Linked DNA regions of Mus musculus: region 2 is linked to region 1. The links are chromatin contacts, found by Hi-C or POLR2A ChIA-PET in ENCODE. All regions are on one chromosome and are shown on one strand. The core of a region is the stretch at or near the end of the contact, and the rest is flanking DNA. Distances in the headings are between cores, read along the strand shown. Region 1 holds the start of 4930557J02Rik (RIKEN cDNA 4930557J02 gene). Region 2 holds the start of Cfap99 (cilia and flagella associated protein 99).

The links. A loop is a pair of places that touch in the nucleus more often than their neighbours do. ChIA-PET counts read pairs that join two places held with the same protein, here RNA polymerase II (POLR2A).
Region 2: a map of T-helper 2 cell shows a loop between it and region 1 (3-fold over the local background). The contact joins the promoter of Cfap99 here to the promoter of 4930557J02Rik in region 1. A Hi-C loop is called at or near these places in 1 of 37 maps with a recorded cell type or tissue (T-helper 2 cell). POLR2A ChIA-PET finds 5 or more read pairs at or near these places in 1 of 5 experiments (embryonic stem cell).

What each region holds. Positions count from the first base shown.
Region 1 is chr5:34,117,466-34,123,091 of GRCm38, reverse strand. 4930557J02Rik (RIKEN cDNA 4930557J02 gene) reads right to left here and starts at 4,352. Exons shown (of 4, transcript NR_040703.1): 1 at 3,971-4,352; 2 at 3,457-3,885. It overlaps Poln (DNA polymerase N), which reads left to right. Exons shown (of 25, transcript NM_181857.4): 5 at 296-486; 6 at 4,094-4,206.
Region 2 is chr5:34,285,644-34,291,694 of GRCm38, reverse strand. It overlaps Cfap99 (cilia and flagella associated protein 99), which reads right to left and starts at 3,030. Exons shown (of 16, transcript NM_001370805.1): 1 at 2,935-3,030. Zfyve28 (zinc finger, FYVE domain containing 28) reads left to right here and starts at 3,371. Exons shown (of 13, transcript NM_001015039.1): 1 at 3,371-3,596. The coding sequence starts at 3,558.

The sequences.
Region 1 (5,626 bases), core at 3,103-5,602:
AACCCTAGGGCTCCTATGGTAAAATGGGAGACAAATACAAGAGAATGGCCTGAAGCTCAGGGGCTAGTTAGCCTGGCAAACACTGTGACAAGCAACAAGAGACTCTGTCTCAAACAAGTGAAAGATGGAGACCAATATTCCAGTTTGACTTTTAACTTCTATATGTGTGCCTATACCTGAATTTATACATGCACAGATATTTGTAAAATGGCATTTTTAAAGTTCATTCTAGATGCTACTCCTTTGTTTTATAGCTTGCTCTCATTTGTGGCTTTGCATTTCTGTGTCTTCACAGGCTTTAACTTGTACTGTTAAAGGAATTGTAGTGTTACTAAAAAGCCATGTAGGCAACAGCACTCTGACTCTCCCAGCCCATGGTGGTGCTCTGGAAAAGGACTTCATATCCGAAGATCACTGTGTCTACATACATACGGAGCATTCCCCTTTCTGGGACCCAAAGCAAGAAGCACATAGTCTATTTGTCAGGCAAGAAATCTTTATCTATTACATTAAATGTAAAACTTCCCAAGCTCCAGTTTTAACTATTTAAACTTTTGGTTTTTTATGAACACGTGAAATTATTTTAAAAGGAAAAAAACCCAAGAAAGCAGTGGTGTCCTCCCTCAGAGTTTGTGGAATGGAGGATCCATCCAGATGCCACGGGAGCCTGTTCCAGTATTGTGACAGCTTTGCAATGAGGTGTTAGGGGGAAGCTTTGTCATCTAGCCTGAAAACTCACTGCCACTACCAGGGTTCCAGGTGATTTTCACTAGCATTCTAGTTTCTTCCCTTACAGCAAAGGATAAGTCATCATTGCCTGGAAACACGAAGTTGTCTTTAGTATTACTAAGGATAGTGCCTGTCTGAAAATGTGGCTTGGGTGATTTGTGCAACAAAAAGTTTTGCTTATATATGGACTTTTGGGCCTGCCAGCAGTATAAATAATGACACAGAAGCCTTTTAATATTTTAAAGCTTAGGCGTTTTAGCTAGGGCAGTCTCTCAGCCCTAGCTGTCAAGCTTAACCCTGGCACTACATTCTGCCACACGCGCTACCTCTCTACTCTGCTCTGGTCCATCTGCTGGTGAATCCCCACATCTTTATTCTCCTAGTCAGTCTAGGTCTCTCCCTGTCTCTCTGTCTTTCTGTCTTTCTGTCCCTCTGTCCCTCCTCCCTCCCCCTCTCCCTCTTCCCCTCCCCTCCCCTCCACTTCTTGGCCAGTTTTTGGTCATCAGCTCTTTATTACAGCCAATCATATACAATTCTAGATTGCCTCTAGGCTAGTGAGAAAGGACAAATATTTACAAAATATGAGAGCAGTGATGGGCCATAGAAATAACCATACCAAGATCCTGCCAACATTTAGCACTCTGCCAGTACAGAATTAACAATTGAAAACACAGAGATGTCTTAACACAGTGTAAAAAAAGGTTACCCAAACAGATATAGGCTCAGTCCCCAGGTTTTCTGTTTTGAGGTAATAGACCTATAAGAGAAGAGACTCAGCAGATAGTGTGTAGGTCATAGAGGCTCCTCCTTCCTGAATGAATTAGTGTGGTCTGCAAGAGTTACCTCTGGTGGGCTGTTATGAGATGAGGCCATGTGCTTGGCCTCTTCTATCCTTAACTGGCTCCCTTTCTGTCTCTTCATCTGCTGTGATGCTGGCAGGGGCCCCTGACCGAGTCAGTGCCATGCTCTGTGGACTTTGCTGCTGCAATTGTGAATCAAATGAACTTTATTTAATTGTGCCTAAATATGGTAGAGGCTTTCTAACTCTTTAGGTTTTTTTTTTTTTTACATTTATTAAAGCTTTCTGTGAAAAGCTTTTCTTTATCATCTACACTTTATTCACCTTATCACATCTTCATTCATGTGTTATTTTTATCATTTAGGTCTTTTCTAAACATCTGGATAAAACAATTCCCTAGCCCAGCACCATATATAATCACTATCTTCACATTTATCTTGTATTCTTTGTTTGAGAGCCTCACCTTTAACAGCCAGGCTACCTCTCTAGCCCACATTTCTCTATAATGTCTATCACCCCACCATTCATACATCTTATTTTATTTATTGTATGTCCACTACTAAGCTCTATGAGGGTTAGGGCAGGATTTTGTTTTTTCAATTTCATGACCCCCACACCCACAATTGATACTGCCACAATATCATTTTGAAGCTTATTAAGTTCTAGGAAAGATAGTCCCTCATATACTATAAAACATGGAAAATAGTCCCAATTCTACAGTAGTGTATTTAGGATTCAAATCGATTTAAATCATACCTTATAAATATATGCTAAATATATACTAGGAAATTTTGCATGTGTATGAGTTGTGTGTGTTTGCACGTGTGTGTATATACATGCACATTTATGTATGCATTTTATTTTATTGAGGCAGAGTCTCTTGTTAAATGTAGAGCTCATCTATTTAACTAGTCTAGCTAGCCAGCTTGCTGTAGGGATCCCTGTCTCCCCAGTGATGGGATTTCAGGCAGGACACAACGAATTTACATAGGTTCTGGGAATCTGTCATAGGTGGCTTCAGCTGTCAACTTGACACAAACCTAGAGTTATCTGGGAAGAGGGAACCTTAACTATAGATTTGCCTTGATCAGACTTTGCTAATTGATATAGGAGAGGCCAGCCCACTATCTCTGGCACACAGGTGGGTCTGGGCTGTATAGCAAAGGTATCTGAACTTGAATCTTGGTGCACGTGAACCAGCAGTCATTCTTTTATGGTCTCTGCTTCAGTTTCTCCCTCCAGGTTCCTGCCCTGACTTTCCTTGATGATGGAATATAACCTATAAGAGTAAATAAACCCTATTCTTCCAAAGTTGCTTCTGGTGTTTTATCTCAGCAACAGGAAGCAAACTAGAACAGAACCTGAATTCCAGTCTTGGTGTTGGTGTGGGAAGTGCTTTTTTCCACTGAGCCACCTTCCATAAGAAACTCTTCTGATGTTTGTCTTACCAAGATAGACTTTAGCCAGCCTGTATTTCTCCCCATGAGAAGGCAGGGTAGCCATTAGATCACTTCATCCTAGATGTATCCTTCAGCATGTGCCAGGGAGGTCCCCATATTCCATTTTCTACCATTCTTAACTTCTTCATTCTCATTCTTGTGTCCCTTATCAGTTTTACCTAAGCCAAGACCCAGTGCTGTTGGCACTTTGACCTCCCTACCATTTTGGTCTCCTGTTCTAACAAATCAAGGCCAAGCCACATAACTTTCAAAGCACTATACAGTGTCTATCAATGGAGCCAGGCAAGCAAAATCCACCTATACACCATCACTCAGTGTGCATGTCTACTGGACTCCTGGTTTCTTCCTTTCTTACCCCATCAAAGAGCTCTTTTTAATGTATTGTACTTTTTCCATAAAGAGGAACTTGGGCTTAGTGGTTTAGGGCTTCTGGCAGTAGCAAGATACAGTATCAGAACCCAACCTTACCATCTATTTGGTGTGACATATCTGAATCCAAGTCTCTTCATCTTCATACTGGATGGAGTGCCTGCCTTGTAGTAGTGTGACTAAGTTTCAGTGTGGCAACCTTGTGAAATGGTAGCCTGGTATCTGCTATGATAAATGTTAACTGTTATCCCAGATTCAGAAGTTCATAAGGTGATGGAAGAAGCTGCAGTTTAGCACGTGTGGGTCCTTCTGTGAAAGGTGTGTGGGTAGGCTGCTTGCCCAGAACATCTCTTGAGCAGGTTGCACAAGTTGTGGGTGGAGAAGAGTAGACATGCAAGAGCATATGCCATCCTCAGCAGTGTGGGTAGGAGTGGCACCGTGCAATGGCAGAAGGAAAGACCTGGCATGCCGAGAGGTGGAACACTTGGAGGCTTGGACCAGGTCCAGTGTGTGTATTCTGCACAGGAGCTTCAGGAGTAGAAGCTTTTCTCAGAGATGAGCCCTGAGTCAAAGCTTCACAGTGTATGAAATACACATAAGAAGTAATGCCCACCTCATAGGATTCACTAGTTAATCGAGGTGTGTATATACTACATAAGGATAGATAGAATTTGATATTACAATATTTTTCCAAGACCCAAATTACTATCTAAATGGTGAATTTTCTTTTGTTTAGGAACATACTGTTTTGGACACTGAGGTGTAAATGTCCCGTTGTTTGTTTTAATGCCAAGGACTTTGTGAGAACAGTGCTGCAGCTCTATGGTGAAGATGGCAGTTGGAAGCATGGTAAGTCACCATTCTCATTGTCTCTAAGACTTAGAAAAGTGGTCAGGCCACCATGTCACCTGCTCCAAGGGCTCTTGGCCACACAGACACTGCTTCTTCACCTGCCATGGACACTTCCCCTCCTATGTCTGGACTCTTCTTATATTTGTACCAGTTTATACTCCTTTAGTGTAAAGAATGACCGCTGAAACACAGTCACAATGGGCTTTGTTGTTATCATCAATGGATACAGATACTAAGATCTACAACCCAGAGAGTACCAAACAAGACAGTATAAAGGGTAGGGAATAGCTGCTATATGCCTTTAATCTCAGTACTCAGAAAGCAGAGGCTAGAGGGTCTCTAAGTTTGAGGCCAGCTTGGTCTACAGAGAGAGTTCTAAAATAGCCAGGACTTCACCAAGAAACCCCATCTTGAAAAATGAGAGAGAGAGAGAGGTAGAGAGAGAGAGAGAGATAGAGAGAGAGAGAAAGACAGAGAGACAGAGACAGAGAGAGACAGAGAGACAGAGACAGAGAGACAAAGACAGAGCGACAGAGAGAGCGAGCGAGCATTGTCAGGTATGGGTTCCATTTCATGGAATGGGACTTAAATCCAATATAAAAGTACTTTCAGAACCTTTTTGCCACTATTGTATCAGAATATCTTGTAGTCATGCCGCTATTGTAGGTAACAGGGTTTATAGCTGGGTGATATTAGCAATTGTCTTTAACCCTTGTCAGGGGGCAGAGTAATTATGAACACGTAGGGGTTAAGCTTCTGGTTTGGCACCAGCTGGACTTCTTCACATTCAGTAACATAAATATATGTTGTTTGCAACAGTAGGGCTTTACCACCTTACGGTGGAAAACAGTCATGGCCTTGGTAATAGTCTCTGATGTTTGGAGGGATTCCATGGGACCCCTTTGGCCAACAACTCAAAAATATATAGCTTTTTCCTGGCACTGGAAATTTTACTTGGTGGCATTATATGGTGATTCCATTTAGATTCATTCCATATATGCCTATATTAGGAAGCTTCTACAATAGTGGGTTTCCATATGACTTTTCAAATGCCTTTAGTGTTAGGTGTACCTCTCATAGTCCCTACTTAACTTGGATCTTCCATCCTCTGTCCCATCGAATCCTTCTGGTTTAGTTCCCCTTCTCCCCACAGCACTATATTGTATTTCCCCTTTCTTGGAAGATCCTCTCTATCCCACTGACCTTACCTAATGTCTGTAGTTATTTGAATTTTAGTACACATATCAAAAGCTTAAAAACTTAACATCCACATATAAGAGGAAACATGTAGTATTTGTCTATTTTGGGTCTGGCTTATTCACTTGGGAATTTTTTTCTCTATCTCTATCCTTTTAACCTTCAGATTTCAAATTTTCACTGGTTTTTAAACAACTGAATGATATTCCATTGTGTAAAT
Region 2 (6,051 bases), core at 1,781-4,280, 170 kb before region 1:
AGAGACAGAACCCACAGCATCTCCTACACTGGGTAATTGGTCCAATACTGAGCCACATCTCAAGTATCTCAGTATTATTTAGTTTGCGGGTGAGAATTGAGATCTAACTCCTAAGTGGATTGATTACCTTTAAATATGGCTCTTTAACTCCATTCTCGAATCAGGGCTCAATGGTCTGGCCCTTGAGGTAACCTGGAAGGCAGGCTGAAGCAAGCAAGGAGGGTTCGTTTCTATCAGATGCAATCCACTTCAACAGCTTAGGCCATATCAAACATATGTTAGTGAAAGCACCCTCTTTCCCCACAACTAAAGCTGCTCTGCTAAGTGTGGCGGCTACTGTTGAGGTTTTGTCTTTTACTGTGTATCACAATGTTAAGTGTTGGGGGAGGGGAAAGACCAGGAGTCTGCACATAGACCTAAGTGACCCTGCCCCCAGGCTATTTCTGATTGGTATATAAAGATGCCAATAGCTAATAGCTGAGCAGAAGAGACATCGGTGGGGTTTAGATTTTCTGGGCTTGGGATTGGAGAAGAACCATGAGAAGAAGAAGGTGCAGGAGGAAGGAGAAGCCACCATAGGTTTAGATGAGCTGGCCTCGAGGGCTGGCCAATTGAAGTTAAGAGCAGCCCAGATGAAACATAGTAAGTAGTAAGTAATAATTTGGGGTTATCAATAGGAAAGTAGATTCTAATTGCATATAAGGTAGGTATCTGCTCAGCTGTTGTGCTGTTTAAGGCTTATTGTAAATATAAAGGTTGTGTCTTTTATCCATGAACTAAATGGTCAAAGACTGTGTAGAAACCCCAGGTTGGAATTAAAAATTTCTACAACAGGCTATGAAGCCACTCCTTGCAGCTTTCTCTTCCCTCCTGAACTACAAAGCCTGACTCTCACTTGGGCCTATTGTTACCCAACCGGTCAGTGACATTTCTCAGCCTCCTTGAAAGCTGGCTATGGTCGTGTGTACAAGTTCTTCCATCTCTCAGAAGTACTAGAGAATAAACTGTGGGAGCATTAGCCTGAAGTGTAGGACATCTCTTTCTTCTCTTTTCCAGTAGGTTCATGGGCTTAGGAGGCGATGGCTAGAACCAGTGCAGCCATCCTGAATCCTCAGTAAACAGGTCAAGGATGGTAGCCAGAAAGCTGGTTCCTGTTGCATGTCCAGAATTACCTCTGCACACATCTCTCTCTCTTTTTTAAAGATTTATATGTAAGTACACTGTAGCTGACTTCAGACACACCAGAAGAGGGCATCAGATCTCATTACGGGTGGTTGTGAGCCACCATGTGGTTGTTGGGTTTTGAACTCAGAACCTTCAAAAGAGTAGTCAGTGCTCTTACCCGCTGAGCCATCTCACCAGCCCTGCACACATCTCTTGAATGTGAACAAATCTGTCATGCTGGGATCTTTCTGCCTATAGTTAAGCCTGATCCTGATATACCTACCTCCTTGGGCTCAGCCTTTATCTTGGGCACAACTTCCAATATGAAGCATAGAAACAGCTTCTGCACAGTAATAGCCCCAGGCTTTGGAGTTGGCCAAGGGTGAACAGACACCAGATAATTTATTAATCTACTTACTACTGGACATGAATTCATGTGTCTGCTCAACGTCTTCACTTGGAGAAGATGATGGCTTTGGGAAGAGCTGCTTTTAGTTTTCTTTTAAAATTTTTTTACTTATTTTTATGTGCGTGTATATATGGGTGCATATGTAAGTGTGTGCACTTCCATGGGGCGGCCAGAAAATGACCGTAGTGTAGCCCTGGCTGTCCTGGAACTCACTTTGTAGACCAGGATGGCCTCAAACTCAGAAATCTGCCTGCCTCTGCCTCCCAAGTGCTGGGATTAAAGGCGTGCGCCGCCACGCCCAGCTCCACCTTGTGTTTTGGGCAGAGTTTCCCATTATTGTGGTGCTCACCAACTAGGCAATAGGCTACATTGACTAGTGAACCCCGTGGGTCCATCTTCTTAGCCTCTGAAGTGCAGCGATTGTAAATGTCATAATGCCTGGCCTTTTTTACAAAAATATATTTATTTCTTATGTTTATGTGTATTTGCCTGCATGTATGTATGTGCATCACATGCATGCAGGGCCCATGAAGTCCAGAAGAGGGGTTTGATTATTTGGAGGTGGAGTTACAGAAAGTTGTGAGCAGCCATGGAGGTGCTGGTGACTGAATCTGGGGCCTTGCCAAGAGCACCCACTGCTCTTAATCACCGTGCTATCTCTCCAGTCCATGCCTAGGGTTTTTGTTTTTGTTTTTGTTTTTCCAGTGAGTTCTGGCATGCTGAACCTTCTTCCACTAATTAGGCAAACACGTCACTGATTGAGCTATCTTCCCAGCCCCACAAGCAGTTTTTATGACTGAGAGAGTATACAGTTGTGGACATGTTGACTCTAAGGTGATCTGTTAGTTGTACAAATAGTGAAGAACAGGCAAACATCTGAATTCAAGCATTTAGGCTGGAGGGAAAAAATGTTTTTAAAACCACGTAGCTGCCTGGAACTACATAGAAATGGGTGGAGAGCAGCTTCCAAGGAGTAAGAAGGGAGCTACAAAGCAGGTCCAGGGCTGAGGGGCTAAGGGAAGATGCAGGAACTGCTAGGGTACACACACTGTATTAAGAGGTAGTCATCTGGGTCACCTGTTAACAGAGAGAGAGAGAGAGGGAGAGAGGGAGAGAGGGAGAGAGGGAGGGAGGGAGGGAGGGAGGGAGGGAGGGAGAGGGAGGGAGAGAGAGAGATTGATTGGAGGTGGTGGAAAACACCCTACTTTTATTTTTGGAGGTGGGAAGAAAAGCGCAAAGGTAGCTCGCTAAGGCCAGAAAATAGGCAAAGATTGGAGAACTGGAGAAAACGAGTTAGGGAGAAGAGGATGGGCTGTGCCTGGCTCCCTGTGGCGGCCCCTCACCTTAACCTGCCTGCCTACCTGCGGGCCTCTTGGCCTTCCTTGGCTTTAACCTCGTAGTCTGTCCAGGCGCCGCGGGCGGGAGCGTTCACTGGCCAGCTCCGGTACCCGCAGATCGCCTAGGCATCGTTTGGGCGCCGTCACCTAGCAACGCCGCGCAGGCCCTGCCCGCGGTGGGCGCCGGGACCTGTAGTCCTGAGCCTCCCTCCCTTGGTGCGCGTCCCGGGTGGGGTACGGCGTGGCGTTGGGCGGGGATTGGCGGCCTCGCCGGGCTCGCCCCATCCACCACTTGCAGCGGGCCGGGGGCGTGCGGCGCCTCCGGCGCATGTGCGGTCGTGACCGGCGGAGGCGCTGGGTGCTCTTAAGCCGTGAAGCACCGCGCGCCCTGTGCCCGCGCCTTTCCGCGCGCCCGCCCGCTCGCGGGTTTGGGTCGGCCGCGCGCCGCTTGCTGAGCATCCTTCCGGCCGCGCACCTGCCCCGCGCACCTGCAGCCAGCTGCTCGGCGCTAGGCGCCGCGCACACGATCTGCTTGCTCAAGCAGGTCCCGGCCCTGCCTGCGTGTCCACCCCGCGCCGCAGCCGGACCCGGGCGCAGCGCTGCAGAGGGCGAGGGCCGCCCGGAGCGTGGCTCGGGCCGGCGCGGCGATGATGAACAGATTCCGAAAGTGGCTGTACAAACCCAAGGTGAGCGGCTCCAGCTGCGGACCATGTCCCGGCGTCGCGCTTTCCCCCCTCCAGATCCCTTATCCTGCAGGTCCCTCCTTGATAGATAGACCTCGTTTCCTTGGCCCTGTATGAATTTCTTTCTCCAGTTCATGGGATGCCCTTTCCCTGCATTCCGCGACTTGGACAGACCATGTACCTGGCGCGCATTGACTGCTCTTTTCCAGTACCAGACGGGGCTCTTTCTTTCGGGCCTGGGTGTACTGTCATGTTTCTCCTCGTCTGGATACTAGATGGGCTGGCTCCAGCTCGCACCCAGCGGTCCCAGCCTGCGTGCTCAGAGCCCCTACTTCTCTTGGTTCCCTCTAGCCTCACCGCTGATGCTCCTTCATCTTTTCGCAACACAATTATTCTGTCCTAGGATAGTGGGTCTCCCACCCTCCCTTCGCACTTGGGAACCGACCGTTTCATTCCCCTTTCTCCAACCTTAGGCTTTGGTCAGACTCTTTCTTCCCGTATCTTAGAGGTCCCTCACGCCGCGGTCTGGTCCTCTATCCCAAAACGGAGTAATTGGATCTTGGTCCAGTTCTCATCTCTATCCTGTTCCGGTAGCCGCCTGCACCCTTTTGGATCTCCGACCAGTCCTCTGCCCAGTCGCGGGGTGAGGCTCGTGGAGCTTGAAGCTTCAGTGGGCCGGAGGTGCGATTCACCAGCCAGTTCGGGTCCAGGCGGCGCGCCCCGGCAGCCGTGCCAGTCGCACTGCGGGCGCTGCGTCCCGCTGCCTGCCTGGGGCTGGCAGCCCGGAGCCGGACCCGGTGCGCTCTGTTCGCAGCTGGGCGATGCAAAGCTAGGATCCAGCGAAGATCCAGGACGCAGCTGCGGCGTCCAAAGCTGCGTGTTGGGGGTTGGCGGAGTCTGGGGACGCCAACGCTGGAGGTCTTCAGAGGGTCACGACCTGGGTGGGGTCACTGCAAAGACTAAGGGCGGGAGCAGTGCAGCGGCTGCGTGCTGGTATCTCCGAAGTCAGAGGCCTCCTTCTCTTTGGCCCACCCAAGGAACTGACCGCTCTCCCGCCGTGACTAGCCACATTTCTTGATTTAGGGTTTCTGTCCCAGACTCTGTGAATGGTCTCTCGGAGTGGGGCGAGTATTCTGGAGAGACAGCTGGTCTGTTTGGAAGACTGGCATTTGAGGTTTAGGGGACTTTCAGGGATCTGAATCTGTTACAGTTTTTGTCTGCCGAGGTCGGGAAGTTTTTCCTTAGGTTAGAGAATGTTGGGGTGAAGGCTTACAAAGCATGGGGCTGCCTTTGATCAGCCTCGGACTGGACAGAAGGTATTCTGGAGTCTTGTGCGCTGGTGCAGCAGCGGCTCGTGCTCCTGTCTTCCTGGTTGTGGGCAAATATACTGGGGGGTGGGGTTGTGTGTGGGGAACCCTTGCGACCCTTGCGATGGGTGTGGTTTGAGTCTTGCTTGCCCTTAGCCACGCCCTAGGCGTCTGGCACTCTCTTTGCTGCAATCCCTTCAATGTGCACAGTCCTGCCTGCTGATGGTTAGTGGGTCTGCTAGCGGCTGCAGCAGCTCCTGCTCTGCTTATCTGCACAAGGAGTGCCCCCCGCCCCAATTGAGTGAATTTTTAGCACAAGAAAAACAAAACCAAACGACAACAACAACAACAACAACAACAACACAAGTTCAGTACTGAAAAAGTCATTGCAGAGGTGGGATTTACTTTTTCAATAACAAATGTCAGGGGAGCAGGTGGGAGTGTTTGCATGCCCGAGCTACGTCCCTGTCTCTCAGAATGCTTCTCAGAATGTGTACCGGCTAGTTTTGTGTCAACTTGACATAGCTGGAATTATCACAGAGAAAGGACTTCAGTTGAGGAAATGCCTCCATGAGATCCAACTGTAAGGCTGTAAGGCATTTTCTCAATTAGTGATCAAGGGGAAAAGGCCCCTTGTGCGCCCCCCCCCCCCCAATCTCTAGGCAGGTAGTCTTGGGCTCTACTAGAGAGCAGGCTGAGCAAGCCAGAGGAAGCAAGCCAGTAAAGAACATCCCTCCATGGCCTCTGCATCAGCTCCTGCTTCCTGACCTGCTTGAGTTCCAGTCCTGACTTCCTTGGTGATGAACAGCAGTATGGAAGTGTAAGCTGAATAAACCCTTTCCTCCCCAACTGCTTCTTTGTCATGATGTTTGTGCAGGAATAGAAACCCTGACTAAGACAGAATGCTTGTGGGGCGCTGGGGCGTCCAGGTGCCATTCCAGCAGTGCTACAGTAGGAAAGGTGTGTTCTGTGACCCTCCTTAACTGTTTGAAAGGAAGGAGCAGTGCCTACTTAACCATTGGTTATCACTCACAGTTAATTCACAGTGGTCTTCCTTTGTTGTGCCCCAAAGTTAAGTATCATGTCCATAACGTTCCCTGTTGAGCAGTAGATTGCTTTCTAGGTACAGACCATGGCAAGTGGAGAGCTGA